Regions from separate parts of the Homo sapiens genome. Here all the other regions are linked to region 3. The links are chromatin contacts, found by Hi-C or POLR2A ChIA-PET in ENCODE. All regions are on one chromosome and are shown on one strand. Each heading gives the region's core, a stretch centred on a gene start or an enhancer-like site at or near the end of the contact. The rest is flanking DNA. Distances are from core to core; before and after follow the strand shown. Region 1 holds the start of LINC02551 (long intergenic non-protein coding RNA 2551). Region 2 holds the start of LINC02873 (long intergenic non-protein coding RNA 2873). Region 3 overlaps LOC105369575 (a long non-coding RNA gene). Region 4 has its middle 35 kb from the start of LINC02551.

The links. Hi-C counts contacts between places; a loop is a spot of excess contacts on that map. ChIA-PET counts read pairs that join two places held with the same protein, here RNA polymerase II (POLR2A). Pooled maps may share reads with other maps.
Region 1: a pooled map shows a loop between it and region 3 (5-fold over the local background). The contact joins the promoter of LINC02551 here to the enhancer-like site in region 3. A Hi-C loop is called at or near these places in 1 of 168 maps with a recorded cell type or tissue (right cardiac atrium) and 1 of 50 pooled maps. POLR2A ChIA-PET finds 5 or more read pairs at or near these places in 1 of 52 experiments (Panc1).
Region 2: a map of Right ventricle myocardium inferior shows a loop between it and region 3 (2.4-fold over the local background). The contact joins the promoter of LINC02873 here to the enhancer-like site in region 3. A Hi-C loop is called at or near these places in 7 of 168 maps with a recorded cell type or tissue (Right ventricle myocardium inferior, cardiac septum, endothelial cell of hepatic sinusoid and 4 more) and 6 of 50 pooled maps.
Region 4: a loop to region 3 is called in a map of IMR-90, with 2.8 times the contacts of the local background. The contact joins two enhancer-like sites. A Hi-C loop is called at or near these places in 5 of 168 maps with a recorded cell type or tissue (IMR-90, Right ventricle myocardium inferior, endothelial cell of umbilical vein and 1 more) and 5 of 50 pooled maps. POLR2A ChIA-PET finds 5 or more read pairs at or near these places in 1 of 52 experiments (BJ).

The regions. Positions count from the first base shown.
Region 1 is chr11:130,860,767-130,863,466 of GRCh38, forward strand. LINC02551 (long intergenic non-protein coding RNA 2551) reads right to left here and starts at 1,344. Exons shown (of 6, transcript NR_125383.1): 1 at 1,200-1,344; 2 at 1,010-1,062. RefSeq lists enhancers at 705-1,205, 1,206-1,706.
Region 2 is chr11:130,671,622-130,674,321 of GRCh38, forward strand. It overlaps LINC02873 (long intergenic non-protein coding RNA 2873), which reads left to right and starts at 1,335. Exons shown (of 3, transcript NR_164144.1): 1 at 1,335-1,567.
Region 3 is chr11:130,737,510-130,740,209 of GRCh38, forward strand. It overlaps LOC105369575 (a long non-coding RNA gene), which reads left to right. Exons shown (of 4, transcript XR_007062954.1): 4 at 1-1,872. Among named protein-coding and RNA genes, the nearest start is that of LINC02873, 66 kb to the left of the region's middle. Within about 2 kb of position 1,287, at least 8 of the 41 ENCODE cell types and tissues checked have a DNase peak (open chromatin) inside an H3K27ac peak, as active enhancers do; they include heart right ventricle, where a contact is called at or near this core.
Region 4 is chr11:130,826,256-130,828,955 of GRCh38, forward strand. No RefSeq gene overlaps it. Among named protein-coding and RNA genes, the nearest start is that of LINC02551, 35 kb to the right of the region's middle. RefSeq lists enhancers at 1-393, 394-972. Within about 2 kb of position 1,378, at least 8 of the 41 ENCODE cell types and tissues checked have a DNase peak (open chromatin) inside an H3K27ac peak, as active enhancers do; they include heart right ventricle, where a contact is called at or near this core.

The DNA of each region.
Region 1 (2,700 bases), core at 94-2,593, 120 kb after region 3:
CACAGAGTGAGTGTGCTGGGTACTAGTGATACTAAGCTGGGTGATAAACCCTGCTAGAGAGGTGCGGCCTGCATGGAGTGGAGAGTGTGTGACAAGGTGAAGCAGCCCAGACAGAAGTGCCAGCACCACCATCCACTAATTGGGTGACCTCAGCCATGCACCCGAGCTCTGGGCCTCATCTTTCCCATCTATAACATGTGGGCATGTACCTTTGTTTTGGCAAATAAATGACAATATATGCTTTTAGAAACTGGTGGCTACTAATCTTATGTAAAGAATGTGTGTATTTATCTTGCCAAATAAATATATGGTTGCTCTTCAATTTCGGATCATGACAAGTCGATATCATAACGAATTTGTTGTATTTCTTGGTCAGGGAAGAAGGAGAGAGAAAAAAACCAGTGCCTAGTGATGACGCCAAGTCAAGGTAAAACCTGGCCAAGGGTGGACCTGGCTCCAGTGTCTCTTCCAGTTCTCCTTCACCCTGGGGATTACTCATTTATCTCTATGAATGCAGATTTATGGACCTATAAATGAATATATGTGTTAGGGCCACCATTGCTTGTTGTAACTCCACAAAGCATGTTGACCACAAAACCTATTGAGGGCCATAGGGGCCCAGCCTGCAACGCAGCCCATCTGCTCCCTGCATCCTCATCCACCGCCTTCCTTACCACCGCCCACCCACATGCCAGCACTGCCGCGCGGCCTCTGCTCCGGCCGTCCCTTGGCCTACACTGCCTTTTCCTAATCTTTCCCAAGTTGACTCCTAACACCTTTTAAGACTGCCTAGAATCACCGGGAAGGCTTCGCTGGCCCACCCCTGCCCGCCCAGCTTCCCCAGGCTGGGGGAAGTCCTTCTTCTGGGGGCTTCCGTGTGCACCTCTGTGCCTCCACGTCCCTCCTCACACGGTGACTTTCCGATGATGCGCCTGCCTCCCCTGTCCATGGATAATGAATTCACCCAGGACAGGGCTTTGTCTTTTTCATTCCTGAATCCGAAGCTTACCTGCTACTAGAGAATTTGTGAATTTCCGTTGAACACGTGGAAGACCTAGGAAGCTGTGGGGGAGAAAGAATGAATGACTTTCTTCAAGGCCTCCTGGCAAAGCAGCAGTGCAGCGGGAACCGGAGCCGGAGGACGCTGGCTCCTCACCTAGAGCCCTCCCTTGGGTCAGGGTGGCTCTTCTCTCCCATACCTAGCGTCCGGCGCTTGGCTTTGTTTCCCGGAGTGGGTGGCACTGTTTGGCCGCCACAGGCACAGCATCGCCCCTAGGCATCGCCCTCCGCACCCGGGGATGCGGCGTCCCCAGCCTTGCCTTTCTTGATGGCTAAAGCAACAGCGCCACCTTCCGGCCTCAAGGCCACCGGGCGTGGCCGGACTTGGGAGACCTTGGGCGCCCTCTTGTGGAATTTCAGAAGTTGGGCTGCGAAAATGACTCCGTTATCCCCAGCTGACCATGAGGCCCGCTGGGCACTTCCACCTCTGAGGTTTGAGTGGTTCAGTGGGCCTGTGCAGGGAAACCCAGCCTAGAAAGCAAGCCTTTATAGCTACCTTGGTGTAGAAGATCAGAGGCATATGAGGTGAGAAACAGGTGACATGTCACGCTCCCTGGAGACAAAATGTCCAGAAAGCTCCTCTAGGCAGCAAATAAAGAAGTTATGAAAAGGAACCGTGGAGAAAAAAGAGGTGAAGGGAAAAGAAAGGGAATGTTATTCTGACCCACATGCCTCACCGCCAGGGCTGAAGTCACTACTAACAAGGCCATTTAGGAAGAGCAGGCTGGAGTTGACAGCCTTTCCCCAGGAGTCCTCTGGTTTCCAGGTCCCCCGGTTTGAAGCACTCAGGAACACACTCAGCCCCTGAATCTTCACTCAGTTCCGTGGTGTTACTGGCAATCGTTGGATATCCCTGGCTGGGGCTCAGCCTCAGCTCCGGTGTCAGCTACATAAGAATCTCAGCATCTTGGGAACGTGAGCTCAACTTGAAATACACTTCCCTGAAAGGATTACTTTGTTTTGGGACAAGGCTCATATCAATCTGTCCTGCCAAGAGATTACTGCTGTTAAACTGTTGGTTTTCACTGCTGTCAAACATAATCTTACAAGGAGAGAGAGGGGCAATCACCCTCAACACCCAGCTGCAAGAGAAGACTTTTGACTGGGCAGGACTTTTCCTGGCACTCTCTGGAGAATAAAAAAGGAATATGTAGAATGGCTGTTGTGTGATTAATGCTTACACCCACAGTGCGGCTGAGCCATTCCCAGGGGTGCACTGAGTGGGATCCCTCTACATGCAACGACCCTGCTGGCATTTCACAGGTGCCTGTGGAGAAGGCCCATTGAAGACCTGGGGCTGAAAGTGCAGCTCAACTTTGCACATATGCTTGGATTTCCTCTCTATTCCAAGGCAGACAGTCCTCAGGGTTTGGCCTAACACACAAAGGATGGGAAGAATAAAGAAACGATGTTCCAACAGTATTTCTGCAGATCTAAGCTACTGAAGGGATGCTGGACCAACCACGATAGATGCTTCCTTTTCCGCAGTGCCTCGAAAAACACTTAGGAGTGTGAAGGAGTGAAATTTTATGCTATTGGCCTTGTTCTCATTTACTTTTGATTATTATAAAATTATTCTAACGCAAAACCCATAAAAAATTGGTAACTCAGAATCTCGCCAGATGAACTGTTACATCGGAC
Region 2 (2,700 bases), core at 85-2,584, 66 kb before region 3:
CTGTGGAGTGAGGAGGGATGGGTTTGAAGTGCAATTAGACTAGCATCCCTTCCTATTTAACAGTCTTTCTGTACCCCATGAAAGTAAACTCACCAAACTTCTAGGTGGGAACCACTTTCCATGTCTCTGCTATCTATGGGAACTTTACTTATTTGTTTAATAAATATTTTTGGGCACCTAATATGTGTCAGACACTGGCTTAAATACTGGTCAATATGCATATGTTCACGTGATTTGCCAAAAAATCAGTTTCATTTATACGGTTCTTGGCCCCACCTTGAGCTCCATGCTGGGCTGAATCCTCCCTGTCATCCAGTTTATGGCTCCCACAATTTGAGAAAAGGTTGGGAGGTGATTCAGAGACAAAGAAGTGGTTAAAAGGCTGGCTGTGTCTGTTGAGGAATTACAGAGAACACCCACTGGGGCTGTCTTCTGAGGGAGAATCAGCATGAGGTGCATGTCTCATCTAGAAAAAGGGTCTCATACAGATTTTCAGAGCTTGGTTCTCCAAGTCCACGCGGCATAGAGAAGTGTCAGGCGTGAGGGAAACAGGTGAGACGTGGCAGAGCACTTCCTGACATACCTGCTGTCTCCCACCGAGTGAGGGGTGGTTCCCGGACCCACCCTGTGACCGGGCACTGGCTGCCTTGCCATGTGTGTGCTGGCACCTTGGGCTTCAGGGCCTGGGGAATTGTCATGGCAAATCCCTACCTGATAAAACTGCTGGGGGGAAAACAGGCTTTGATGCACATTCCCAGGACTCACTGCTGAGGATTGTGATTTTTTCCTGTGAGCTGTTGGCAGAAGCAGGCTCTATGACTAACCTCAGAAGGGCAAGGGAGCTTTCTGTTAACTGATCGCCTGCAGAGGATCAGAGAGGAATTCCTGCTGGACTCCCTGCTCTGGTCCACCCTGGCCTCGTTTTCCATCTCTGGATCCTTCCAGCCGTGCAAACATACACAGTGTTGCCATGGCGACTCTGGGACAGACACATGCATGAGAGAAAAGCGTGAGGCAAAATCTCTCCTCTGATGATTTGCTGGGAGGGAAGGAGGCCTTGAACAGGTTTCAAAAGCACCTTGTTTCACCCCCTGATTTTCACATGAGAGCGGCTACCCCAGCCATAAACACAGTGGCCTCTTTTCTTCTGCTTTGCTTGCTGAGGCGACTGCAGCTCTGGGAGACCTGAAGAGGCTCCAGGATGAAAGAGCCTCCCACCCTTAAACCCACCCATAGAATGGGTTGCCAGTCATCAGGTGGGGACACCATTGGATGGTGGATGATCAGGGCTGTCCCTGGTTATTAAACTCATTATGCTTTCACCAGGACCCCTCACTTGTCCTTGTGAGTTTCTGACATGGTCCTCCTCTGTCTCTTCCTCGCCAGCTTGGCTGCCACCCCTCGGGCTGGGGTCACTGGGGCATGGCCCACCAGCGGCCTCTCCATTCTGGCCCAGCTCCAGCCGTCCTGTGAGCTCAGGTGGACTCAGCTTTCCAGGTCATCTTGGAGGGATCTGGTCATGACCACATCACTCTGGAGTCTGGCTTATTTCCAGCATTTTTCCCAGGTGAAATCAGGCTTAAATGAATATTATGCAGTGACAGGAAAAACAGCTGCTGCCTGAAGAACACACACAGCAGAAGAGAAATGATGGTGGCGATGGAGGTGGGGTAGATGTTCAGTGGGAGGCCCTGGAGGCGGGGGTGGGGTTGGGGGAACAAGGGTAGGGTTTGTCAGCCCCCACCATGCTGGGTGTGTCCCAAATGCCTGTTCTGACTACTTGGTAATGTTTTTTGGGTGCTGTGCTGAGAAAGCCTGCGAGGCTGCATGAGGTTCCGCAGTAGAGAGCCCTGGTGCTCCATGACCAATGCCTGTGACTGGTGCAGCAAGAGGGACGTTCCTCTGCTGAAATGAATGAGTGCATCTTCCCTGAAGGTGGGTGTGGAGAAAGTCCATCACCAGGGTCCTGTTTGGAGGAGAAGCAGCAGATCTGAATGAATCAACTTTCATCAAGTCACCCCATGGTTCTAGGAGAGCCAGTCCACTTTGTCATCAAGCTCCAAATTCCCTGGCTGGCACTTTCGGCCTCTGCTTTGACCTGGCTCAGAGAAATTTCAGCTCCTGTTCTCAGCATGCCCCTCCTGCTGTGGTAGGGCATGTTGCCTTCTTGGTCCTTGAAGGTAGCACCCAACACCTGTTTCCATGCTCTAGTCCAAGGCCTGCTCTCCTTCCTCTGGCTTCCTGACATCCCTTGCATTGAAGGCCAAGTTCAGGACCATGTCCTCCACACACCTTGTGGACAGCTCCACCCGTGGTGGTCTCTCCTCTTCTGCCCTTTTCTCTGTAGTCTGTGCATTCCAGATCAGCACATGAGCTCTCTCCCCTGGCCTCCTTTGTGTTAGGCACAGATGGGAATCCAGGGCAGAGATGATGTTCTGCCCTTACTACCTTGCAGCAGACAGGATCAGACTTGTGGGACCTGCTTGGTTACCTACCACCTGCTGAGATTCTATTTTCTTTTATAATTTTATATTGTACATGTAGCACACTCTTGGTTGCTTACCCAGTGTGCGTTCCTCTTCTCTGCCTTGGTCACAGAACCCAATTTTATTTCAGTTAGTGTGATGCCCCGTTAAAAGGTATCCTTTCCATTTTATTATAAAGCTAAGAGTTAACATTGAAATGTGAGCAAACATGGAC
Region 3 (2,700 bases), core at 37-2,536:
ATCCTGCGGGGCCTGAGCAAGTGAGCTGGAAATAAGGTGGCTGTTGAGGGGGCTGAGGAGCAACAGGAAGTGAGAAGGGAAGGGAGATGGGTGCAGCACCACTACAATGCCACTTCCTTCCTGGGGTGAACTCACTTAGACTTTGAATAGGTTCTCTGCAGAGATGACTGAGACACTTGGAGCCATGCGCCTGCAGAGACACAGTGGGGGACCATGTTAGAAATGGGAGTAACAAGTCATTCATTCTTACTATATGTTTCGTTATTGCATGGCAAAGGCTTTGAAAAGAAAGCTGAGTCTTTTATTTTCCTGTGAATCAGCTCCGAGCCCCTGGAACAATGTTGTTCATTCTGCGGATGCTCAGCAAGCCCTTGCTGACTGTCTTTATTTCTTCACCTGCAATAAGATCCCCCCAGGCCCATATGGAAACGTAAATGTTCTTGAGGGACTAATTCAGTGAGACTCTTCCAGGGGAAGTTCAGTCCTCCTGGGAAGTGATTACACACTGATGGAATTTTTGCACACTGGATGGAAAGATGATCTTTGCCTCTTGGCTGTGTCACAGTAATAAGTGGGAGACTGATTATTTCTAAGAGTGCAGCTCTTCCCGGCACTGATAAGAATGGAATGCAGCGCTACCATGGAGATTCGGGTCACTAATTAGTCCCAGAAGCCTCTAGGCCTTGAATCACTGTTATATTAATTATGCATCAAATTAGAATGTTTGCAAAGGCTCAGAGCCAACTGTACTGCAGAACCCGGTGACAGCATGGAGAGATCAAGGAGTGTCCCGCCCAGCACACTGCAGGGACCAGCAGACAAATCCACGCGGCCTGCCTGAGCGTGCAGTGACCCCGCCTGATCTCTGATACAGCTGTTCGCAACTCCTGCCAGAGAGCTTGTTATCGGCACAGGGTGGACAAAAGAAGGAAAGGAAGAGAACGATGGCTTCCCCTCAGTTCCATAATCTAAGCTCTACTGCGGTAATATCCAGCTGAGAAAAGACACAGGACAATCATTTGGGCACTTTATTTCCATGGTAACAAATAGAAGATTCTTCCAGATGTTTGCTAACATCGTGGAGGTAACATGTCTGGACCGTTGTCTGATATTCAGTTTTTATAGCTGGGGAGACATGGCTTTAGCTTTGGGTAAACTATTCTATCTCTTCCTCCTCTTCCTCTGCCTCCTTCTCCTTCTTGTGTTCTCCATGAGCATAAAACCAAAATATACTTGATGCTTTGTTGTAAAATAAACAGATGATAAATAGCAGTCTCTGTGACTGTTGGGTTATAATTCCATCGAGGGCTGGGGTTGAAGTCATAAACCACAAGAAGTGAAGCATGACCCACAAATAGCCTTCAGGATGGAATTACAGCCCCATAATTCAGAGTAGCCCTTTGAAAAAATAATTCCTAAACCTAGCTATAATTTGGGGAAAGAGCCACGACAGTGGTGACGTCTTCTCTAATCAGTTCATCAGTAGACAAATTACTCCCCTTCGTTATTCTGATGATATTTATTAACGTTGGGGTGAGCACCCAATCTGTTTTCTAGGAGGTTACTGTTGAAACCAGGTAGCAGTCGCCCAAACAGAACCAAAGAAAGGGAAACTGGAGTCTCACAGTAAGAAAGTTCTCACCACAGATGAAGGTCAATGAGCATGAGGTGAGAAGAGACATTCATTACTTTGGAACTGATGAGAAATATTGATTCCTGACCACAGGAGTAGTGGCCGAGTTTGTTTTGCGTGGAGTGTGGCATAAATTCCGTCCCTGTTCTGCATCTTACTACTTCTCTAAATGTCTTTGCTATTTTCAAAACTGATTCTGCTTGATCTCATAATTCATTAAAGCAAGTTGATCTCATGCACCCCAAGAGTTATGAGAAGCTTTTTCATGATGGTTCTTGCATGATGAAAATAAATTCTCATTTATTACAGAGAAAATAAACCGAACCCAACAATTCTGTAGAAGGTGAATGTTTAAATGGCAGTTTCTTGTGATCATAAATTAAACCATCAAAATCCCATAAGGTTTCTCTGCAGCCTAGATATTAAATAAAACAACAAACATGCAAGGACTGGCAAGTGGTAAGGGCTTAATACATGGTCATTCACTACCATAATTTGTACCATAAAATTCAGAAATTCTTTACATGCTTTGTGTGTTATTATCTACTTTGTCAATGACGCTGAAGACATGAGGAGAACAAGGGTCTCATCTGACGCATTATGCCTTTCCACATAGACAATGTAGAATATTATTTAAAACAGAGTCTACAGCATGAAGAAAATAGAAGCAACAGAAAACAACAAGCTAATATATAAACTATTAAGGCAAAATGGACAAAGAATATGATCATTTAAAAGTCGAGCTTATTGAGGTATAATTTGCAGATATGCTTTGTGTTTAATTTGCTCCTTCTTTCCTAGTTTAAGGTGGAAACTTAGATCATTGATTTGAGATATGTCTTCTCTTTCAAACACAAATATATAAAAGTGTGAATTTTACTCTAAGTACTGTTTTGGCAACAACACACACATTTTGATATGTTAGGTTTTTATTTTTGCTTTGGTTCAAACTATTTTCTAATTTTTCTTGTGATTAAGTTTGAGAATTTAACAATAGAAAACAGAAAACAAATACTTCGTTATTGATTTCTATTTTAATTTTGTTATGATCAGAAAACATGCTTTGT
Region 4 (2,700 bases), core at 128-2,627, 89 kb after region 3:
TTTAAAGGAGAAACGGAGGATGGAAGTGGGGTGGCGTGCAGAGCTGTGGTGGAACTCAGCCTCGGAGCTGGGCTTGGCGGGGTTGGAGAGGCCCTGGGCTGCAAGCAGGGGATCCTGTGCCTTTGAGGTACAGACTTTGAATCCACAGAAGTGTGTGTGTATCGCCCCACTTGATCCCAGCTTGCTTTCCTTCATCCCTTTATTCATTCATCTGAAAGTCCTCATGGGAATTTGTTTTGTGACTGTTACTGGGGACACAGCAGTGTACAAGACAGGCACGTTTCTTCTTCTCTTGGAGCTTTCGACTTGGTATCAGCCCATTTGCCTCTGTGAGGAGAGACAGTCGAAGCACCCATGAGTCGTTCTACTCTCAGAATCCAGCTCTGCCCGTGGTCTGACGAAGGCTGAGCCCCAGAGCTGCCACGTGGAGAGGCTGCTTGTCCACAGGCACAACTCCTGCAGGGCACAGCAGAAAGCGAGGAGGCATGCTGCTGGAGAAGGCCTAGCAGCAGTAACCGCCACCCTGCCAAACCTGGCCTAACATGGAAAAGACCCAGGCAGCCAACGGCCTCCTGAATTAGGTTGTTTGACAAAGCAATGAATGTAGCCTGGAGAGAAGCAGGCTGGAACTGCAGGGCATGCTACAGCTATCTTCAAAGATCTGAAGGAGGTCATAGAGGGGGCATGGTGGAGGTATGTACAGCGGCTCCAGAGGACACAGTTTGCAATGCTTGCTGGAAGTTATAGAAAAAGGAATTTGGGCTTACTGTAAGAAAAAATTACATGAAACATAGTAATGAGCTCCCTGTTCTTGGAGGCAGACAAGCAGTGTCTGCACCAACCTGCTAGTTAGTGATGGCACAGAAGAGGTGGCTGCACTGTATGAAGCTGGGCCTGCACGGTATCCCATGCTCCTTCCAATTTTAATACTTTATGATTCTGTAAAACACCGAGAAACTTTATTTTTAAAGCCACAAACCACTTATTTTTAATTTGGGTGTTCCTTTCCCATATTATTATTATTTTTTGTGGTGTGGGAAAAAATGTTTCCAAGGCCCTTCCCTTCTTTGCTGCCTCTGAAAAGCCAGACCTGGGCACGTTTTCACATGAATATTTTACCCTAGAAACTCCGGGCAAACGGGGTCCAGTGCCTTATACACTGGGAAACTGCACAGCTCTGAGCCCCTGAGAAGTGCGTAGTGTTATCTCCAGTTTATTGTTCATTCTTAGAAGGTACTCTGATGATTATTTAACTATTTTCCTGTCTTGGTTTGAAGAGGCAGGAATTAAATGTCAGTGAGTGTGTGTAACAAGAACTATGTAACCCTGCCCTTTGGGAAGAGTGTGTGGGGGGAAGCTAAAATTACTTAGATCATGTAGGGCTGCGCTTTGAGGTTCTCTGGAGCAAGGCTTGTGATGCCTGGGACAGCAGAGCTGGCAACAGCGGGCCCAGTGCCCTCAAGCCCCTGCTTCCTGCCTGTTTCTCTGGAAGTCAGCTGAGCTTCATGGCCACCCTAGAGCACAGCCTTGGAGCCCCTCTCCGCACACGTGGGTGTGCTGCCTGTCTCGGGTTAGCCATGGCCCATGAAGCTATCTCTGACTCCTGAGCAGCCAGACGTGGGGTGGGGTGGGGTGGCAGGGTGGGAAACCTCCCAGTCACCAACAGTGACCTTGGTGAGGCGCTGGGGGTGAGTCAGATCCTCCTCACAGACTACACACGGCTGCCACCTCCTGGAACTTGCCATAACCCAGGCAACTCTCAGATCCTGGGCCTTCACTTGTGATGTCAGGGATGGGGGCATTGCAAAGGAGGGAGGCGGGGACAATGGCTGGATGTTACCTGCTCTCTACTCTGGAAACCCAAGGCTGGAGGCTGCTGCAGCTCTGGGCGCCCTGGGGGCTTCTGCCAGCCCCGCCTGGCTTCCCTCTTGGAACAGAATGGAATCCTCACAGGTTTATAAAACCAAGCCTGATTTCAGGAAAGGGGGTGTCCTTTGGGGCACCTTTGATTTATCCTGCCATCCTCATCCACATCATGCCCCACAAGAAGCCCTTTCTCTCTGAGCCGAGGTGCTGTCACAAGCTGTTCAGAGGCCCCCATGCCCTAGTACCTCTGAGACAAGCAGTTGCTGTGGCAAAGGAGAGGCACCAAACAAAGACACTGGCCCTCTCTAAAGACTCTTGGTGACTCTAGAGCCAGAAGTCAACAGTGGGATGGACAGATCATCTCCAGCTCCTGTCTTCAAAACGCACCTGTGTTTTAACGGCTCCCCAGGGAAGGAGATCCAGTCACTGGCTAACATTCTGCGATGGTGTCTGATAGCCCTCACCAGCTCCAGAATGTTCCTATCCCTCTTAGGCTTTCTTTTTGTATCTTCATCACTCTGACGTTGGTGCGCTTTCAGGCCCTGTTTGCTGCAACCCTGACTGGAACCTCCACATTTAAGTTCCTAATGAAATCTTCTCTTTGACTTTTGCTCATTTATAAAACTTTGTGCCAGCTCTTGGGGTCCAGAGAAATCAGTTTCTAGACCAAATGCCAAGTGCCATCTCCCAAATCTGCAGGTGAGGGTAGTCACTAAAATGCCAAGTGACCTGTCTGCAAGCCGACAGCTGAGGGTGACCTTGCTGGCTGGGCTAGGCCAAATGGGCTCCGGCGTTCAGTGTGTCTCATTTCTCTGCTATTTGACCTGGTTCACA